Regions from separate parts of the Mus musculus genome. Here region 1 is linked to region 2. The links are chromatin loops, found by intact Hi-C in ENCODE. Cell type or tissue: left cerebral cortex. All regions are shown on one strand.

The links. Hi-C counts contacts between places; a loop is a spot of excess contacts. Peaks named below come from ENCODE experiments on the same cell type or tissue, not always from the same donor. Only the 100,000 strongest peaks of a DNase experiment are listed, where the experiment ranks them.
Region 1: it touches region 2 in a loop (4-fold over the local background); 8 of 42 quality-filtered maps call a loop at or near these places.

The regions. Positions count from the first base shown.
Region 1 is chr2:104,050,750-104,053,249 of GRCm38, forward strand. Fbxo3 (F-box protein 3) reads left to right here. Exons shown (of 11, transcript NM_212433.1): 8 at 385-507. Among named protein-coding and RNA genes, the nearest start is that of Cd59b, 19 kb to the right of the region's middle. In left cerebral cortex, no CTCF peak of the experiment used is centred here; a DNase peak (open chromatin) is centred at 1,478.
Region 2 is chr2:104,433,549-104,436,048 of GRCm38, forward strand. Hipk3 (homeodomain interacting protein kinase 3) reads right to left here. Exons shown (of 16, transcript NM_010434.2): 9 at 1,388-1,509; 10 at 1,042-1,169; 11 at 790-951; 12 at 7-297. Among named protein-coding and RNA genes, the nearest start is that of Mir1902, 5.9 kb to the left of the region's middle. In left cerebral cortex, no CTCF peak of the experiment used is centred here; no DNase peak of the experiment used is centred here.

The sequences.
Region 1 (2,500 bases), 380 kb before region 2:
AGAAACAGTAGGTTAAGTATAGGTCATAAGAGGCTCAGTATGTTTACATTCTTCATATTTTCATAGTCCATAGTCACCAAACAGTATAGTTAGTTTTCAAAAGTCTCCCCAATTTTTATAGCACTGAAAAACCCAGAGAAGCCTTAGTTGGTTTCAAAATTGGTTGCTGATCCATGGTTTGAATCATTGACCATGATGGCTGTCTATACTGAACCAGGGGCACCAAGGTTTTCCACTATTATAAAGCTAAAGTTCAATTGGGTTATATCAAATATGACTTAAAGTTTTAAAGTATAGGTAAGAAGAAAAATGTACTTTATTCTCTAAACCTTGTAAGAATTGAAGCTAGTTGATTTAAACATGTTTAATTTTCTTCTTTGCTAGATATATTCATGATCCAGAATGTGTGGCAACAACTGGAGATATTACAGTTTCAGTGTCCACATCGTTTCTGCCAGAACTCAGCTCTGTGCATCCGCCACACTATTTCTTCACATACCGAATCAGGTGAGAGTTGTAAGTGGGACTGTGTGCTAGTCAGTGTGTTTCCATGACAAAACCCCCCGAGGAATCAACTTTGGTGAACCAGGACTTTCAGAGCCTACAGCCCATGGCCACTTGACTCACTCATTTCTGGGCCCAAGTGTGATAAGGCAGAATGTCCTAGAAGTGTAGACTAATGCCACATAGCAAAGCTGTTCACTTTATGGTGGCCTGGTAGAGAAAGAACCAAACAAGTCTTCAACCATCTTATATCCGAATCGTAAGACTCTTGGTGTTTCAAGTGCCACCATCCTATGGCTGGTTGTTGTTGCTCCATTTGGACATGATCTGTGAAATGAATTTTATGGGTTTGGTTTTTATTTTGTTTTATGGTCCTATGAATCAAACTTCGAGCCTTGTCCATGTTTGGCAAGTACTCTTACCACTGAGCTACAGCCCAGCCATGAAGTGCATTTAAGGGTTATTTTTATTTATTTTTTAATTAAAAAAAAAGTCAGGTGGTAGTGACCTACTCATTTAATCCCAATATTGGGGAGGCAGAGGCAAGCAAATCTCTGAGTTTGAGGCTGGCCTGGTCTGGGCTACAGAGCGAGTTCTAGGACAGCTGAACTACACAGAGAAATCTTATCTGGAAAAACATAACCAACAAAAATTATATTTCTTTTTTAGTGTGTATGATCGCATATGTGTGGGTACATGTGTATGCAGAGGCCTGAAGTTGACATCTGTCTTCCTCTGTCACCACCCATCTTAGTTTTTGAAGCAGGTCTTGCAGTTAATCTAGAGTTTGCCCATACATCTAGATCAGCTATCTATGAGTATGGGGTTTATAAGCAGGCAACCATGCCCACCCAATATTTAAGTAGGTTCTGAGGCTCCAAACATCAGTCCTTATGTTTATGCCACTGAACTACCTCCCTAGCTCTAAAGTACGCTTAAATGTTCTAAATTACAATTATAATTTATTGTGTGTGCATGTGTGGGTAGTGTCCTGTGGGAGTTGGTTCTCTCCTATCATGTGGATCCTGGGGGTGGTACTCAGGTTGTTAGGTTTGGCAAGAAATGCCTTTATCCACTGGGCCACCTTACCATCTGGCTAAGGCACACTTTGAAAAATAGTTCCTTGATGAAGTTTTCAGAAAAGTTAATAAATTTTCTATAATACAGTGTTCACAAGGACTTTGGCAGGTTATGATTTTTGGGTTTTTTTCTTTTTTTGCATGTGTCCTGAGTATAAATGATTGTTTCAGATACTGCAGGGACTAGACTACTAGGTTGGAATTGTCAAAGCTCAATTTTAGATTTGTAATGTAATCTAGAAGTTAGTCCATTGCCAAACAGAAAACCATGTATTTAAAATTTCATGTGGGCTATCTATGTTAAATTTTAAAATATAATATTTATGGAGTGCTCTTATGTGTCACACATAGTATTACATGTTTGATTAACTATAAAATGCTTCAATTTACTGTAGTTAGGAATGTTCTGTGCTTAGGCAGAAAGATAACCCATCGCTCCAAGCATAGTTTAGATATTTGTTTTTACTTAGATCCTGCTTAAAATTAAGACTTTATTAAAATAGAAATAACTTCCTGCCCTTACAAGGTACTTAGCATGAAAATAGAGACAGACTCCTAGAGGAAGAAAATGTTAGCCTCTAGAAACAAATTAAAGTATAATTCCAGTAGTTGGCGACATTTTGTTTTGAGCTTTTTAGAAGCTATAGAAAACCAGAATTGTGTTGTATAGGTTTATATGAATGAATGAATGAATGAATGAATGAATGAGTTCTTCAGCAGTTTTTCATGACACTCAATCTAGAAAGTGTCTGCCAAATGGATATTTATTTGATCAAAGATAGTTGCTTCCGCTGTTTTTGCATTTATTTATGTAGTCCTTCTATTGTTGGTTCTTCAATTCAGTGAAAGCATTTTCCTGGGGGCATGGAATTAGCCTAATTAAAGCAGTGTCTTTGAGAACTTAGGGCTAATGTGGA
Region 2 (2,500 bases):
ACTCACTCTCGGAGTGAAGGTCTGGGTGAGGTCTCTTCATCATCGCTGTCACTGCTAATGGTGATCACACTCACGGCAGGACTCGGGGAGTCGGCAATGATGATGGTTTGCCGCTGTTTGTCTGAGACTGAAGAATCCTGTCTGACAGACGCTTCACGGCAAGTTCCGGCCTCTCCTTCTGAGGTATGATTGTCCTGTGTGTCTACACAACTTACTTCCTCAACCTCTTTCCCACTGATTATCTTTGGAGAAATAAATGCTGAATGTGGGATATTGGTGTTCTGCAATGAATTACTCCTGCAACCAAAGAAATAATTTGTAATCTCTATAGTCACAATAGAGAAATCATATTTCTTGAAAATATTCTGTCAAACCAAACAGCAAACTTTCACTTGGTCCATGGATTTAACACACTGATATATCAAGAGTTCTGTGGATTATAGAATGTGCTCTCTGGAACACTGCTGTAGTCTGCATTGACATACTTTTGCTGTATATCGGTATCCAAATGTCTACAGTTGCTCTATTACAGGTAGATAATAAATCCTAAGACAAAAGTTCAATAAAGTCAGTCTTACCAACGGAAAGCATTTATTTCCTCTCTTCCTGGCTCCCATTCCATTAGTCTTACCAAAATACCTCTGGGAAATTGAGAAGGGAGCCAGCTTAGTGTTTGTGTCAGAGCTACAAAAAGGGCCATTTTTGAACACAACTGAGTGACCCTTTGGTGTACATGCAAATTTTATTTTAAAATCTAATTTCAAAATGCAGATTAAAGTGAATACCAACCTGTTCTGGCACAACTTATTTTTCTTGGTAGTGGCAGGCTGAGGCCAGACAACATGTGCAATGCCCACGCTGATAGGCTGAGGGGCTGATAATGTGATCTGGTTGGTTAGAAGAGGCGGTGGCATCACCGAGTTGTAATGATTGCTGTGTGGAATCATTTTCCTATGGAGCAAGTTTAAAAAAATTGAATCTCCTTTTTACTGGGATCTGTTTTGCATATTATCCATAGAGAAGCTCCTGTTTTGGACTTACCCCCAGTCTCCAAGCCTCTGAGAACCAGCCATGCCTTCAGAAGTTAGTGTTGCGGCAGCAGGAGCCATGGGTGTTACCTGCTGCCAGGCAGGTATTAGCATCTGCTGTGTTCGACCAGACCATGTCTGCTGCATCCAAAAAAAAAAAAAACCCAAAGTTACAAATAATACACCCCAAATTCAAAACAGTTGCTCGTAACTACAAAAGCTAAAGGCCACAGCCTGCAAGAAAGGACGGAACCCTCCACCAGATCCTTCCATTCCTTCCAGAAGAACCGGCTGACATGTGACTTGTATTTATGTTAAAGGAGGAGAGCACAAGTGTAAAAGAGTAAATTGTGACCAACCTGTGAAAGGACTCCAGGTCGGATCTGCAGAGGCTGCACAGCTGGGGCCTGAGTTACAAGCGGAACTGTATTGTCTACCCTTATGGAATAACTGGTGGGTTTACCATGTGCTGCAGGAATACCTAGGAAATACAACAGTCATCCAATAGGAGAAAAAATTATCTTGCATAACTTAAAAAATTATTTTAAATGTATGAATGGTTTAAATTTTGATTCAGATTACGTCCATTTCTACATAAGGATAATTAAGAAAGTAATCTATTAGTAAAGGTATTTCCTATCTTGTGATATTTTGTCTCAGATACTGATGTCAAAATACTCCATCCTTTCTAAAGAGTATGCCAAGCATTTCTCTATATCTTCTCTATTCCCTTCCCTTCACCTTTTTGGTCAAATTCAATAGTTGGTTAAGATCAAAACTTTTATAGTACAGTTAAGAAAAATAATTGATTAGAATTGCTTTAATATTTGAAGAGTTGGGTACGGCAGAACACCTCTGAAATCCCAGCACTGTGTGGTGGAGGCAGTGGGACTTCCAGGTTTAAGGCTGTCCTGGGCTATGCAAAGCCACACAGTGTCTCCAAATTCAAAAGCAAATCAAACAGACAAACAAAAGAACTAGTACTTAGAGTTTCTAGAGATGCTAAGATCATGTCTAGGGCAGACACTACATTTAAGCCATTAATATATTTACTAACAAATGCACAAAGTTATTCTTTAGCAATTGTAAGCCAAATTAAAAAAAAAAAAGTCCTGTCATGCTGAAATTTATCTCCTGTCTCTTCATTCATGCTATATATAGAAGATAGGCTCTGAAAAGCACTGCTGTTCCATATCTGCATAAAATACACTGCAGTGCAGGTGGGAAGCCCTGTCACTGTCTTGACACAGGAGCAAGAGTCTGTGAGACCAAGGAATCTACTTGCCAGCAGAGACTATGAGAAGACCTGAGCAAGAAATCATAAAGTATACAGCTCATGCCCATGATACAGTGCAGTTAAAACCAAGCAAGTGTGCAGAGTGGTGGTGGCGCACGCCTACAGTCCAGCACTCAGGAGGAGGGGCAGGTGGTCTAAAGAGCGAGTTCCCGGACAGCCAGGTACATAGAGAAAC